3 separate regions of the Homo sapiens genome follow, and all the other regions are linked to region 2. The links are chromatin loops, found by intact Hi-C in ENCODE. Cell type or tissue: HepG2. All regions are shown on one strand. Links, peaks and the distances in the headings refer to the core of each region. The heading gives the core; the rest is flanking DNA. Region 1 overlaps GPC6 (glypican 6). Region 2 overlaps GPC6 (glypican 6). Region 3 overlaps GPC6 (glypican 6).

What was found. Hi-C counts contacts between places; a loop is a spot of excess contacts. Peaks named below come from ENCODE experiments on the same cell type or tissue, not always from the same donor. Only the 100,000 strongest peaks of a DNase experiment are listed, where the experiment ranks them.
Region 1: it touches region 2 in a loop (4-fold over the local background); 2 of 110 quality-filtered maps call a loop at or near these places.
Region 3: it touches region 2 in a loop (13-fold over the local background); 8 of 110 quality-filtered maps call a loop at or near these places.

The regions. Positions count from the first base shown.
Region 1 is chr13:93,358,630-93,364,176 of GRCh38, reverse strand. The region is part of intron 1 of GPC6 (glypican 6); the gene reads right to left. Among named protein-coding and RNA genes, the nearest start is that of GPC6, 130 kb to the right of the region's middle. In HepG2, for the core only: no CTCF peak of the experiment used is centred there; a DNase peak (open chromatin) is centred at 2,246.
Region 2 is chr13:93,245,823-93,251,369 of GRCh38, reverse strand. The region is part of intron 1 of GPC6 (glypican 6); the gene reads right to left. Among named protein-coding and RNA genes, the nearest start is that of GPC6, 22 kb to the right of the region's middle. RefSeq lists enhancers at 2,145-2,644, 2,645-3,146. In HepG2, for the core only: a CTCF peak has its summit at 2,643 (motif pointing left); DNase peaks (open chromatin) are centred at 1,769 and 2,549; H3K4me3 peaks cover 1,380 bases.
Region 3 is chr13:94,342,090-94,347,636 of GRCh38, reverse strand. The region is part of intron 6 of GPC6 (glypican 6); the gene reads right to left. Among named protein-coding and RNA genes, the nearest start is that of DCT, 130 kb to the left of the region's middle. RefSeq lists an enhancer at 3,023-3,621. In HepG2, for the core only: no CTCF peak of the experiment used is centred there; a DNase peak (open chromatin) is centred at 2,966.

The DNA.
Region 1 (5,547 bases), core at 155-5,154, 110 kb before region 2:
ATGGCAACAAAAGCCAAAATTGACAAATGGGATCTAAATAAACTAAAGAGCTTCTGCACAGCAAAAGAAACTACCATCAGAGTGAACAGGCAACCTGCAGAATGGAAGAAAATTTTCGCAACCTACTCATCTGACAAAGGGCTAATATCCAGAATCTACAATGAACTCAAACAAATTTACAAGAAAAAAACAAACAATCCCATCAAAAAGTGGGTGAAGGACATGAACAGACACTTCTCAAAAGAAGACATTTATGCAGCCAAAAAACACATGAAAAAATGCTCAGCATCACTGGCCATCAGAGAATTGCAAATCAAAACCACAATGAGATACCATCTCACACCAGTCAGAATGGCAATCATTAAAAAGTCAGGAAACAACAGGTGCTGGAGAGGATGTGGAGAAATAGGAACACTTTTACACTGTTGGTGGGACTGTAAACTAGTTCAACCATTGTGGAAGTCAGTGTGGCGATTCCTCAGGGATCTAGAACTAGAAATACCATTTGACCCAGCCATCCCATTACTGGGTATATACCCAAAGGACTATAAATTGTGCTGCTATAAAGACACATGCACACGTATGTTTATTGCGGCATTATTCACAATAGCAAAGACTTGGAACCAACCCAAATGTCCAACAATGATAGACTGGATTAAGAAAATGTGGCACATATACACCATGGAATACTATGCAGCCATAAAAAATGATGAGTTCATGTCTTTTGTAGGAACATGGATGAAATCGGAAATCATCATTCTCAGTAAACTATCACAAGAACAAAAAACCAAACACCGCATATTCTCACTCATAGGTGGGAATTGAACAATGAGAACACATGGACACAGGAAGGGGAACATCACACTCTGGGGACTGTTGTGGGGTGGGGGGAGGAGGGAGGGATAGCATTGGGAGATATACCTAACGCTAGATGATGAGTTAGTGGGTGCAGCACACCAGCATGGCACATGTATACATATGTAACTAACCTGCACATTGTACGCATGTACCCTAAAACTTAAAGTATAATAATAATTTTAAAAAAAACAAAAAAAAAAACAAAAAAAAAGGAAAGAAAAAAAAAGACACAAAACCTACTGACATTATTTAGTACTTATGAAACGTCTTGGTAGAGATACTAATACATTTTGCAGCCATTTAAAAAATAGTCGTTCATCAGTATAATGTTGAATTCAGACTGTTCTGACCTGTCTTTTCACCTAAAAATTAATACTAGCACTGTTTGGCAGAAGTCAGTGGGGCGATGGAATCTGGGAGACTCACATTTGTACTTGCTAAGCAATGCATTTATTTAAAAAGATGCAGAGTGCTTAAAACTTTAACAACCACTTGAGTACTCCTTTAAGAAACATTTATTTAGGACAAAATGTACCACAGTTGTTTCCTGAAGATTAGTAAAGCAAGTTAGAACATCAGAAAATGACTTTTCCTATGTAAGACCTCACCTCAAACCCTTTAAAAAAAATTTTTTTTTTTATTATCAGTAAGTCACTTCCAAACTCTCTCCCTCTGTGAATAAGTTCAGTCAATCTAACTCCAGCCATATTTATTTGGAATATATTAAGTGCCTGACAGTACTCGAGCAGAACTCCATCTCACAGTTATGTTTTTTAGTAAAAGTCACTAAGACAATATTTAATATATTTGGGCACCTTTCCTTTGCAGTTATTTGGTCCTGATGTCACAGAAAAATGGATTTTCCCACCCTTACATTCTCACCTTGGATGGGTTTACAGCCCTTGATCAAAGAGACTCAATCACAGGTAATGTCTTTATGGGTACTAATACTGTAAGGAGATGGTAAAATGGATCTACCACTCAGAAATTCAAAAGCAAAGGGTTACATTCAGAGGAACCAAAACATGCTGGAGAGACCTTGGAAGAATACAGGGCAACTGAGAAATTCTCTCCAGGAAGAACTGGGCAGAGACAATCTGATGTTTGAGGAGCTGAGTGCTTCCACTGAGCTTGCACAGCAAGCACACAAGCTGTCCTCTGATTAGTTATTTGGAGTGGCATGTAGAGGTGAACTGGCAGAGATATTATAGAACTAATGAACCCCAAAACATACCCCAGAGCATCCTGACAGCAGAGATTATGAAAGAGTTACCTTATTTATTACAAAACACAGTTCTCCTTCAACTAACAATTCATCACTTACTGAGGCTGGAGTCTTTGTATGATCATCCAGTCACAAGTGAAAGATCAACAACCAAGAGTAAACAAAACAGTTGCAATCCTGCAAGTGAACAATCTGTCTTCTCTTGAAATTCTCCCAGTTGTGATTATCTGCTTTGACTGCACGGACCCAGGGACTCTAGAAACTCCTTTTGCCCTTACTGAAGTCGGGTTTTTAAGGTCCAGGTTTTTTTCTGCCTAACCACTACTGCTGTTCCTGTATCTTTCATTTATCTCTGTCTGTTAGCATTTGCAGGGTCTCGCATCTCATAATAGAATAGGAAGTACTCCTTTAAGCAGAAAAACCAGGATTCTTTTCCATCTTATTTTGTGCAATTTGTAAACACTTTTTCTTTTTATGAATATATGTATTAATAGTACCTGTTTATTATAGAAGATTTAGAAAATACACGTTTTTAAATGAATAAAGGAAATATTTAATCTCTTGCAACCTGTAGATAATGGCTATGAATGTCTGTTCTATATCTTATGAACATCTATGGCATGATGCTTATTTCTCTGGATAAGAAAGTTTTTATGCCCCAGGATAAGTCCTACATAGCAGGATGGAGCAATATACATCTTAGGGGTTTGTGGGAAGGAATTAGAGACAATGACAGGGAAAACAGGCTGCCAGATGCTTTGCAACTTTTGCCTAATTTTTGGAAATGAGGTGGGAACAGGCAGAAGCAATGGGGTTTTGAACATTTTCTCTGTTTGAGCGGGAAACTCATCTTGGTTCCTAGGGCCTATGTATGGCAAGAAAGTTTCAGAGCTTCAGGCAAGCAGCAAGGAGAATCCATAAGGTCTGAACTGTGACAGGAACCAAGGGCACAGCAGCTTAGGGCTAAAGCATGGGCCACTTGAGCTGATGAACAAATATAAACAGCAGCCAGATTTCAGGAGGTATCCGTAGCACCAAGCAAGAGGTGGTCAGCAAGAGAGGGGTGCGTTTTGCAGATTTGAAAAACAAAAAAAGCGAGTAAGATTCCAGAGGACAGAATCAGACCAAACACTGCACAATAGATCCAGAGGCCCATACCCTAGAACTCAAGCACTGGCCACACAGTGGGGTCACGGAGTTAAAGGCTTCCACATCCACACTAGAAGCCTCTAAGTCTGCCTGCAAACATAGATTTTCAGAAGGGAAGAAGGATAGAAATAACTGATCAGGAGTTGAACTGTGAACCTATTGAATATATTTCTAACAGAAAGTGTTTGGAAACCAAAAGCGACTTTGGAGGAAAAATAATCCACTGATAACTCATCAACATACATCAATTCTATCCCACTCCAACCATCACTACCAGTAAGGGTGGGGGATTCAAAAGTAAACACATCAATTATAGAAAACTTAAAAGATTCTATTTTGCTGCACATCTAATTTGTAGGCACTTACTTTTTTTATCTACACACACAGCACACAATAGAATTCTCATATTTCATAAATCCATGATATTATTTTATAGGCTCTGGTATCCGTGGACCATACTAACTTTTGGGCTACAGTAAAATGACCTCTCATTCTGTATTGCTCTCTGTGCCTGCTTTTTGTGACATGCCTCTGTCACCTACTCACAAATTCACTCTCACGCCCTGGACATCTCTCAGGGAGGCCAATGCCTGTTCTGCCACCTCTGACTCCTGTCTCCCATCTCCCTTGTCATCCACTTTCACTGCACAGATTGGCAGAGACATATTTCAGTCTGGTCTCTGAATCCATCTCACAACCTTATACTTGACGATTCCGATTCTCTAAGTGGTTTTCACTCTGGGGTTTCAACAAACCTTCTGGTCTCTACTTTCCGCTCAGTAGGAGACACTCTTTATCCTGTTTTGATGTTTTTAAATTGGAGGCAGTAACTTGTGGAATGATGTTCTTTTACTGGCTCTCTCTAGGAACTAGACATTTTCTTTACAATCATGTTCCTGAGTTTCCCCTTTGAAAAAACTTTCATCTTCTCCCAATGACTTAGGGTAAAGAGTAAAAATTCCATGTTTAATACAGAGGCTGGGAAGGCATAACAGCTTATATTCTGATGGTTTCTCTTCCAACACGTTTTAACTTTTTAAAATATGTTTTCTTTGCCTAATTATTTTGTTTATTCAAGATAGTAATGCATGGAGATTAAAAAAAATGTTCAGATTATATGAACAGAATGACATAGTACAGAAAGATCCACATGCTCTATGTTTGCAGACTTACCTTGCCTTCCTCCAGGTAAATTACTGGCCAATAACCTCTGTCTCAGACTTTTCACATTACCTTGAAATATTTACTCTCATTAGCAGTACCATTTTGAATTCATACTTCCAAAGCCTCAGAAAACTTTTCCATGTTTCAAAAGCATTTTAAAATATACTTAACTATATTTAAGGTCCAGAAAAATCACAGTTTTAATATTTTCCCCATTGCAGTTTGCACATTCAACTATTGCACATATCAAATATGTATATTTATTATAAACACATATACATATATAATTTTATTTTTCTAAGTAGATAACTTTTGTCACTCAAAGCTTGTAATCTCATGGATACACAGGCACAGAATGTACGATTATCCCATTTTACAGATGAGGAAGTTGAGTAACAGAAGATTCTATGGCCTCCTTGAGGTAACAGAGCTAGTAGAATAAAGGTAATGCAATGTGATGACATAAGAAAAATCAATTAGTTATTATTATTATTTTTTTCTACACAAGAATATTAGGTTGGGTGCGGTGGCTCATGCCTGTAATCCTGGCACTTTGGGAAGCCTAGGCTGGAAGATTGCTTCAGCCAAGGAATTTGAGACTGGCCTGGGCAACATGCTGAGACCCAGCCTCTATAAAAAATTTAAAATTAGCCTAGCATGGTGGCACGCATCTGTAGCCCTAGCTACCTGGGAGGCTGAGGTGGGAGGATCTCGAGCCCAGGAGGTTGAAGCAGCAGTGAGCCGTGATCACACCACTGCACTCCAGCCTGGGCAAAAAGTGAAAAAAAAAACAAAAAAAAAAAAAGAGAGAGAGAATTAAGGCAATACATTTCTATCTGCATTTGAGCTTGACAGACATAACAATCACCTAAAACACTTTCCCCTATTAATCATCTATTACACAGTAACACACTGAACATCACAGGGAGTGGTAGACATGCCTGCAAAAATCAAAACCCCTGCTCTGAAGTCATTTTCACTCGTGCTGGAGCCACTTACATAAAATGAATATATAGTTAAATTTATGTTCCCAAAAGATATGAATGAAAACAAATACAGGAAAAAAATCATCTTCCAAAATTTTTTCTTTTGAGAAAAGATAGGATGATTGGTATTAAAGGCTCAAAAGATGCAAATTTGATGACTGCATA
Region 2 (5,547 bases), core at 235-5,234:
GGTTTCCACCTCTAAGGGCATGAGGGTCTGTTACATCATCTCTTTAGTAGGCAGAAGTCTCTAAATGTGGCAGAAGGGCTTGAATTCCAGTCAGAAAGAGAAAGAGATAGCAAACCCATCCCTGCCCAAGGGGTCTGTGCAAAGGAAGGAGGTGGAAGAATGGTAATGGTTTGCCAAGTCACCCAGTGATACGGCTTGGCTATGTCCCCACCCAAATCTCATCTTGAATTGTAGCTCCCATCATTCCCTCAGGTTGTAGAGGGACCCAGTGGGAGATAACTGAATCATGGGGATGGTTTCCTCCATACTGTTTTGTGGTAGTGAATAAGTCTCACGAGATCTGATGGTTTTATAAGAGCAAACCCCTTTCGCTTGGCTCTCATTCTCTTCTCTTGACTGCTGCCATGTGAGACGTGTCTTTCACCCTCCACCATGATTGTGAGGCCTCCCCAGCCATGTGGAACTGTGAGTTCATTAAACCTCTTTCTTTTGTAAATTGCCCAGTCTTGGATATGTCTTTATCAGCAGTGTGAAAACAAACTAATACACCCAGTTTCTCTCTGAGCTTTGCCTCAATGCTGGGAAGCCAAAGGGAAGCAGGATGTGGGGCCCAAATTCTGCCTAGGATTCTGTGAAGAGATTGCCTGGTGGGCTACCTGGACCAACTTTAGGGTCAACTTTGGGGCACAGAGTACTCAGAGGGAGAGCTACACCCCTCACCTGGGTAGCACTGGTCTGGCTCAGCAATCCCTAGAGCCCTCCTGGGAAGAACTCAGAAAGCAGCGGAGTTGCAAACCAGAGGCTTGTCATGGTCCCCCCATGCCAAGTGATCAAGGCTGGAGGTGGGCCAGAGGCCAGTTGAGTGACAAACCAGTGACTCAGGAGGTCTTCATGCCCAGAAAGGCCAATGTGAGGGTGAATACCAAAGGAAGGGGACTAGTTACCCGGTCCTTCCCAACTTGAATAAGAGCAGATCACAAAGTATACCACCCCCAGATATGCAGGCCAGCAGGGCCCTGGAAATGGGCAGAGCCCTAGGACCCTCAGTTTTCTTTCGTGAGAAAGAGTCACTCCTTTATCACTCCGCAATCTAAGAGATTTATTTCCTCCTCTACTCTGTGTTAATTGACAAGCATGTGTACAGCCTTTCGTACTTGTCAGATACTATTCTAAGAGCTTTAGAAGTGTTCATTCGTGTAGCACAATCCCAGTGATGAGAGATAGGAATTGCTATTACCCCTGTTTACAGATGGAAAAATCAAGGCACAGAGAGGTTCAGAAAAGGCTAAGTAGAGGAGCCAGGAGTCAAAGCCACTGCACCACAGCAAGTATCCCACTTGATTGACTGTCAGCTAGAAAGGCAAAACTGATCAGACTACATTTTCAACTAGATCAGACTAAAATGTTTTCTCCTGTTACCCATCAAGTGGGAGCTCCTGCGGAAAACTACACAGGTTATATGAGCAAGAAGAGAAGGAGAAGGAGAAACCAAGAGGTGGAGGAAAAAGGAACTATATGCCTTTTACATCAGAGTTGCAACATATGTATATTTTCAATTCAAAAATGGTGGCAGCTCACAACTTCCCAAAGGTCCTTCCAAAAGCTTGTAAAATGAGCCATTTCCTGGAGTGAGGAATGATGACTCACCCGCATGGCTGTTTTTCTCTTACCTCTGCTAGTTACCACTGGAAAGTGGAAATATGAGGCGCTGCTTGGACCAAAGTGAAATCAAAAGACATACTATTTCTCTAGTTTTTAAAATGGAAAAACCTCCAATTTGACAAGGGCTCTTCAGTTATGTTTAACATTTTTTTCCCAAAAGTCCACAAGACTGAAATGCCAACCTCTTTCAACAGACCAAACCTTTTAAAGGCCTTCATGTTCCCTATGCAGGAAGCCCATAGCTGCCTATAAGGCAAACATTTCACAACCCTTACCAACAGAGGACGAAACTAAACACTCAGAACAACAGAAAGGGAAGCCAAAGGCAGAAAGGATACAATTCTAAATGTTAAATGTGTTATTTTCAGAAATACACAGCAATTTTTAGGATTAAAATCAATCAATTTAAAGTATAAGGAGTTTCAGAGGTTTCACAGGGTTCCATTAATTATTTTCCCTGATGCGATATTACCAAATGGGGGCCCCTATTAATGGTGAAAATACGTCCTCAGTGATCTCAGTTCCTGATGGGTGGTAATATAGGACAGACAGCTCAGTAAGGTGGTAGGTTTATGGCACTGATAATACTTTCTATTTATCTGAAATTTGTTTCAGTTTTTCAAATCTAACATGCCAGTGAATAGGTCCTAGGATATGGTGTTGGTACAATGTCTGTAAACAATGATTCTTTCAGGGAGGGGAAAAAAGAACAGTGCTTTCAATGTTCAGTATCCTTTACATCTGCTGCTCAGCTGGAAACACTGTTAAAAGGCCATTAGAACCTTAAGGTAACAGGCCTCGAATGCTATGAAAGCCATGGAGCAATTTGCTGTTTGTGTTAGGCGTATCAGCTCCAGCCACTTCCTTTTCATGGGCTGAAAACAGCTTCTGTCATGAGCCGTGAAAATCAATTCCACAGTAACCAGGCTGAAATGCGGTTGAAGGTGGTGCACCTACAGGCTGGCGCTGTGCAGCAGAGCCTCCTTCTGGGCATCCGTGGCACCTTCCAGAAGTTTCAGGCAGCGGCTCCCAGCAGTGCCCGGGAGGTAATGAGCAGCTCAGTACTTCCAGGAACCTTCAGGCTTATGGCTTAGGACACTGGTCCTCTCTTATACTTAATTAGGTTAAAATAGAAATTGTCACCCTGAATGAAGATAGCTGTAGGAAGTGTCGTACTGGGAAAAAGCCTGCTCTTGCTTATTTGTATTCCATTTTTCCTGATTATAGTAATTGTGACAGAGGCTCACTTAAAAAAGAAAAAAAAAAAAAACACTTTTTGTGGGCCTTTTAAAGTACAGAACATTTTTAGACTTTTTTTTTTTCAAACATAAGATCATACTTTTGAAAATATATCCTTTAGGGGACTAAGCAGTTTTGTCAAGACTGTGCTTTTTAAAATCATGGCTAGAAAGGTTAAAACTCATTTTTAAATATGCTACAGGTTTTTCTGTTCTAGGAAATTGTTATTCCAGTTGTAAAAATCAACCTTGGTTATCACATAGAATTAAGCTCATTCTAACCTATATTTCTATATATAGTCAACCCTTTGTTATACTGGAAACCTTTGTATACACTGCTAAGCATGTTCTGAGTAAGAATAAATTGGCACTCCTAAATCACAGCAACCAGCTTATGTGTATACATATAACTTCTTGTAATATTATCTCATCATCAATAGCCCAGGCCGAGTAACTGATTCAGTTAATTAGTTAAATTTTGTGTTAACAACAAAATGGAAAAAATATAATTTCATGTTTTTTGGTCTGAATATCTGATGCACCTAACTTGTTTTAACTGAAATTTAAGTGTGATTACTCCATACATATTTTGTTGACTAAAACAGAAAAATATACAATTTTTATGTCTTTTGCACAAAATACATAATGAAGATCTCTTAGTGATTCTAAGACATTTCCAAGTTATATTTTAAAGAGGGGAAGGTGGTAATTGAAAATAGATTATTCATAATAGGTGTGTTGTTGATGACATATGATTTGCCATTTGTAAGGTATTTTATATTCAATTGAAACTGACCTTTTATGAGGGCCATGTGGTAATATAAGTGAAATGAATATATTCTTTATTGCGGTCATATAAAAAGATTGGCCTAAGCTTTTAACATAATGCTTGACCTGATATCTAATATCCCCAAGTCTGTGAAAGAATATTGAATAAGATACCATATCATGAAATGAGTAGTAAAAGCATAATAAAATCCTTTCACACATTAGCACTTGATAATGTAAAAGTAACAGTAAACTAAGATTCTCAAGTTCAAGGCAAATATAGTTGGAGGAGAAGCTAATAATGGATCACCACATAGGAGTGTCCAGCAATCCTGCATTTTCAGATTGTTAGTACTTTAGAATTACAAGTTCCCATTTTCAAAATAGCAATCCTAAACTCTGCAAAAACATTTGTTAGGCCAACAGAAAACAGAGGTCAAAGATAATCTTAATTTGTTTATTGGTGATTTTTAATATAGCTTGTAGGTATCTAAAAGCGATCTCAAAAATTCTGTCTTCTAAAATCAGTTCATTAATATAAACATCTCTTTAAAGAATTAGGTATCTCCTAAGGGTACTGCAAAGATACTAGAATGGTTTTTGTTGCAAGTTAGTTTCCAGTAGTTGTTTCTTTCATAATAAAATGTTACATTATACTTAAAATTTTTGTTAAATATTTGGCTGTAAAAAAAAAAAGAAAAGAAAAAAGAGAACAAATTACCAGAAATTTTAAATGTCACAGTTTTTTAAGTTTGAAAAACTCCCAATCATGGAGATTTGGGGGGGAAATTAGGATAAGCAAACAGCTAAAAGACAATTTTTTTTTTCCAGGAAAAAATGTAAGGCCTGTCATTTAAAAATACCTATAATGTGTGCATAGTGGCTTTTTTTTTTTTTTTTTTTTTTTTTTTTGAGACAGTCTTGCTCTGCCGCCCAGGCCTGAATGCAGTGGCACAATCTCGGCTCACTGCAAGCTCCGCCTCTGGGGTTCACCTCCTGCCTCAACCTCCCTAGTAGCTGGGAATACAGGTGCCCACCACCACATCCGGCTAATTTTTTTGTATTTTTAGTAGAGACGAGGTTTCACCGTGTAAGCCAGGATGGTCTCAATCATAGTGGCTTTTGTTAAGTTCATTTCACAAGTGCTAGTGACTTTGAGTTATTCTCATCTATTAAGAAAATAGTAAATAAAAGTTATTTATTATTATTATTTTTTAGAACACTTCAAGGTGTTTTCTTTGCAAAGAAAATGGTTGCCTCAACATCACTGCAATCTTAAGAAAAAAAATACCTCTAGTTCCTTCAAATTCTGTGGAGAAGCACTGGCCCCTGCTAATCTCAGCTGTCCTGGGGGCACAAAGAGAGGAAGCCAATTGCTTGATAAACCTAAAACTATGATGTAAGGAGCAAACATGCAACTAGTAAAGCCTAGAGAGTGCAGGTGTGCATGCCCAGAATGTATTATGCTATATCTTTAATTCAATGTGTACAAAATGCAGAGTGACCAGCTCTAAATGTAGTCGCCTTGCATAACAGTCTAAAAGTCAGGGGAAATGGCTAGATCTGTGCCTGAGAGGCTAGGATAGGAAAAACAGCTCAAGGAGGAGGTTGGGGGGATGGAATTTCTCTTGACCAGAAATCTCAACAGGACCAAAAATTAATTAAGAGTCATAGGTACCAACAGAAGGCATACCATATTAGTAAGAAAAATAGGATCCTGTGGTGAAAGAAACCTGAAATGCCATTGCCCATTTCCCATTTAAAGCAATGTGGAGAGCCCATTCTACTTAGGAAGAAGAATCGTTGGCCTCTTTTGTTCCAGGCAGACATGGGATAGACTGCTCTGGTCCCATTCTGCTCTTTTCCTTAGTCCCCCTAG
Region 3 (5,547 bases), core at 271-5,270, 1.1 Mb before region 2:
TTCCTAAATTATTTTAAAAAATCATATTACATTATGTCAAATCAATTTCTGTCTATAGGTGATTTAAAAAATACTAGTGGATTCATTTTCATCTCAAAGAAAAATTCAATTTCTGTTTTAGTATGAAATTATTAGTCATGATATTTGGCTGGGTAACTTCTGAAAGGAAATTATGCTGACCAAAAATCTGTCTGTCAAGTATATCATACTCCATCAAAGCACATAGTCCTGAAAAGTTATATTTGAAAACTAGGGGAGCTTTCAGGACAGTTGTTTCATTTTGATCATCTTTCCTACAAGAAGTTGCAGAGGTTTTGGACTTTGTCACTTAATTTATTTCCAATCAAAAATCAGCAGGACTCCCAAAAGACCATTTTGGGTATGAGAAGAACATGATCTGGGTGGTTCAGAAGAACCATCCTGGATATGGGAAGAACAAGAGACCATGATCAACACTACAGTTCAGATAGCAGTGTTCAGGAACTCTCGAATCGTGCATCTGAAATGCTCAAATATAACATCACCCCCAGTTCCTTGAGCTCACCTCCAACGAACAAAATGACATGTAAACAAACTAGGTATTGAAGAAGAAAAAAGGAAAATTATACTCATGATGCTTCTTTCTGTTCACCCCTGTTAGTATTATGCTATGGGTGGAAAGGCTGCTGTGGAAAATAATGAACTAGATGAAAGTGTAGGATGTTGAGCAGTGAGAGACAAAGCTTACAGTCATCTCTGGAAGTGTCACTCTCTTTACTTCTTACTTGCCAGGTAAGCTCTCTTCATTTTTGTTTTCATGCTTAGTCTCATCCCTCCTTCACTCTCCCATCAAGACCTCCCCCTGTCTCCATGGTGTCCTACCTCCCACGCCAAAGGGTGACATAGGTATTGCAGTGAATTTTTTTTTTTTTTTTTTTGAGAGGAGTCTTGCTCTGTTGCCCGGGCCGGAGTGCAGTAGCATGATCTCGGCTCACTGCAACCTCCGCCTCCCAGGTTCAAGCAATTCCCTGCCTCAGCCTTCCGCATACCTGGGATTACAGGTGCCCGCCACTACGCCCAGCTATTTTTTTTGTATTTTTAGTAGAGACGGGTTTTATCATGTTGGCCAGGCTGGTCTCAAACTCCTGACCTTGTGATTCACCCACCTGGGCCTCCCAATGTGGTGGGATTAGAGGCGTGAGCCACCGTGCCCGGCCAGTGATTCTTGTTAGAAGTGAAACTTCAGAACATCCATCCACATGAGTGGAACATCATGAAGCAAGATGCTGGTTCCTATCAGAGGAATCTTACATAGCGCAGCATTCAACATGTAATGAGATTAAGAACTCACACTCCCCCCATCCTCAACAGTCTGCAAATTCATAAATGCCTGTTATGGGTTGAATTATGTTTCCTAAAACATTACCTGGAAGTCTTAATCCCAGGAACCTCAGTATGGAAGGTGAGAAATAACGTCTTTGCAGAGGTAATTAGTTAAGATGGGCTCATACCAGAATAAAGTGGGATCTTAACCCAATATGACTGGTGTCCTTATAAGACAAGACCACAGACACAGACATGCAGGGAAATGCCATGTGATGAGGAAGGCAGAGGCTCAAGTGCTACAGCTGCAAGCCAAGGATTTTCCAGGGTTGTTGGGAAATCCACTAGAAGCTTAGAGAAGCTTCTAGTTCTAGAAGTTTCACTAGAAGCTTAGAGAAGGCCTGAAATAGACTCTCCCCTAGATCCTTCAGGGGGCGCATGCTTCTGCTGCTACCTTAATTTCAGACGTCTAGGCTTCAGAACTGAGACAATACATTTCTCTTGTATTAAGCCACTCCGTTTGTGGTACTTTGTTGTAGCAATCCTAGGAAGCTACAGTGCTCTTTAGCAAAAATAATAATGATACCAACAATAACAACAACCTGTCGCATATGTCCAGGAGCCAGCCCTGACAGGTGGATGTTCTCAAGAGAGCTGAACAGCTTTCCTACACTGTACCTCTTGATTCCCAGAGCTGGGTCTGCCTGAGCCTCTAGCAAACTTAGACCCACGTGTTTTTCATTAAGCATGTAGATGGCACTATGCCCCTTTTAGAGAAGGATCGTAACTCTGCAATGGGCATGTTCTTTCATGTTCATGTTCTTAGATCTGAGGAGCCCTAAATAAAAGTAGATGAACAGGACATTCTCTGCCATGCACTAGTAACGATTTGGTAAATTGAATCATATTTTAAGTACTCAGAGGGAGCTTGCTATTTAAATTCTTTTGCAAAGTAAGTATGACTTTTTCTTTTCCCCCCCAAAATCAGATTTTTGGATCTCAGTTTTCTTAAAGTAGGGAGCACAGCCCTGTATTAGATACTATTACAGGGCAAGATATATATATAAAACTTGGTGTCAGGTTAAGAAAGACAGAAAAATATTGACCTGCAGGTGTCTTCTGAGACATTATAGTCTGACAAATTTGAAATAATTCGACTAAGTGCTTTTTGCTAGCAGATTTTAAATTGAGAAACAGGGTGAATTTTATTATCTGCTTCAAACGTTTGAGATTCTATAAATATAGACCAGTTAATAGACTTGTTTTATAAATGTAATAATAGTAGTGGTAATTTAAGAATATTTTATTTTCATATCCCAGTCCCACTTGACTGCTAGGAGCCCATATTTTTCCAAAAAAGGAAATTTCTTGGAATGTTCTGAGAGCTTAGGATAAAACAGGAACAACTTTAATTCAACAAAGAGAAAAGCCAAAGCAGAGGAATTTACAGTTAATTCATGGATTAATCCAGAATATATTGAATAAGTACCATGGGCTTCCACTAGTAGAATCTTTTCAAGTGTAATTTTTATCCTTATAGAGACAGAGTTGCCTATTAGTGACAAAGCATATCGACAAAGAAAGGGTTAAATAGTTGCAGATAGTGTCAGTGTCCAAATACTAAAAATAGTGTGCAAACAATAAATGCTCGGTGTTAGCGGGGGCTGGAGATACTCCTGGGAAGGGATTCGGTCTGTTGCTCTGATATTCTCTGCAGACATGTCCTTGACTCATTTCGGGGCAATGACCAGTCACGAAGAGTAAAATTATCAGTCATGAAGCTTCAGGATGCTTTTGCATGCACATATGTGCAAAAAAGCATTTATGAGTGCGGCAAACTCAAATTTCCAGATTCTGGGGAAAGAAAAGTCTGTGAATTGAAAATCATCCCTCCTGTGAGACTAAGACTGCTTCGTGGAGATTGTTGTTTCATTTCAAGCTCATGTGGAAGACTCCTTCCTTGGTTCCAAGGGGCTTTTCCTTCCTAATTCATTGTTAATTCAAACCTGAATGTTCACATTCTCCCCTTAACAAAACATTCTTTACATTTCTAAAGGTTCACACAGGGCAGGGCCTAGGAGGCATGGGAGGCATTTGCTTATGTGATAAATAAAATATCAAAATTTTCCATAAAGATAAGATCAATATTGTTGATTTTTTTCTTTTTGCCTCTGAGCCCATTTTAGTCCTGGGTTCACAAATTATTGGTTGTGAGAACACCGTCAATAAACATTAGCCCTGTGTTTAAAACATCCTTAATTCTTTTCTGAGGAGGAAAAGTTTTTAGTTAAAATAATAATGATGGGCCAGGCACAGTGACTCACACCTGTAATCCCAAAACTTTGGGAGGCTGAGGCGGGAGGCTCACTTGAGCCCAGGAGTTCGACACCAGCCTGGGCAACATAGTGAGACCTGGTCTCTACAAAAAATACAAAAATTAGCTGGGCCTGATGACACACGTCTGTAGTCCCAGGTACTCAGGAGGCTGAGGTGGGAGGATCACCTGAGCCTGGGGAAGTTGAGGCTGCAGTGAGCTGTGATTGCACCACTGAACTCCAGGCTGGGCCACAGAGCAAGATCCTGCCTCAAAAAAAAAGTTAACAACAATAACAAGTTTTAAACAAGCTCTCAAAGTTGATTCATTCCCTTATTCTTCAACAAATATATTTCCTGTGCCTCTGTTGTGTCCTGAGCCCCTTGTAACACATGCGAGACCACTTCATAAGCCTTAATAATCCTAGCCTTAATTTTCTATTTTCCCTATTTCATGCTCTTCGACTTTCATTTTCTTATTCCCAGTTTTGGTCCTGGAGGATGCTGACGTGAAAGGAACAGCATGAGTCTTATGCACTCAGTTCTTTTTCTGTCCCTGTATCTGGATTACCCTACTTAGTAAGCTAAACAACCTCGTGCTGATTCAGAGCCAAAGGAGGGATCAGCCCCATGAAATGAGAGGCCGTGTGCTTTTGTGCGGAGGCAAAGGCTGCGGGCTTCATTAGAGATGGCTGTGAAGGAATCCATGTAGCCGGTGTCACTTATGATGCAGCAGGCTCTCCTGGCAAAAGGAGAGTCATTTATAGTTCAGGGCTTCTCCTGGTGGGTTAAATACCGTAAATCCTTATGAGTAATGCCAGAGCCATAGAATCAATAAAAACCAAAATGACCTTCACTCAGCCTGCCCTCGAAGTGGATGATCCCGGAGTGATAGACACCTCGTTGCTACATGGGGGAAATGTAATCTGGCAAAAATGACAAGGATCACTTCTGTGTTACTTTATTCTCTGCCTTTCTCACTTTTAATCAGTTCTGGCAGGGCATGAGATTTTCAGATATGTTTTCCAGTTTAATTTGTGAAAAACCTCATACTTCAGGGTGACATTGGCCATCCAGTGAATCAGGAAATCCCTCAAATCTCTTTTGGGAGAGTGTCAGGCAAAATCAGCTGCAACCCTGGACAGCTGCTCTTTGAAGTATTGAACGGGGAGCTGGCGAGACAGTCTAGGACTGAGGATGGGCTTACGAGAGAGACAGGAGGGAGAAGCACAAGGGACCCCGAGGTGCAGGAGGCAACCTCCTGATAAAGTTCCCAACACTGAGGGCCAGAGAAGAAAGTGCACCAGGGAGTGACGGATGGAGAAAGAATTTCCCCGTGGGATTCCAGTTCTTAGCTTTGCGCACGTGTAGTTTCCCGGGGCTGCCAGGAAAGTCCCACAACGGGGTGACTTAAAACAACAGAAATGTATTCTCTCACACTTCTGGATGCCCGGAGTCTGAAGGTATTGACCAGGTTGGTTCTTTCTGGAGGTTCAGAGGGAGGATCTGTGCACTGCTCTCTCCTAACATCTGGTGGCTCCTGGGCATCCTTTGACCGACGGCTGCATCACTGCCATCTCTGCCTCTGTCTTTACACGGTGTTCTTCCTCTGTATGTGCCTCCTCTGGGTCTCCGTGTCCAAATTCCCTTCTTATTAGGAAGCCAGTCATTGGATTCAAGGCTCATCCTATTCCTATGCGACCTATTGGTTACATCTGCAAAGACCCTATTCTCAATTAAGGTCTCATTCGCAGGTAGTGGAAGTTAGGACTTCGACATATCTTTTTGGGGGACGCAATTCAACTCACAGTAGTGCTTTCTATTAAATAACCAAAAAGTATACTTTCAGCTACTGGAACGAAATAAATAGTAGTTCTTCAAAGTGCTTTATTATAGTGAGAAGAAGCATCTGGGAGGTTTATTTTAAAAGGC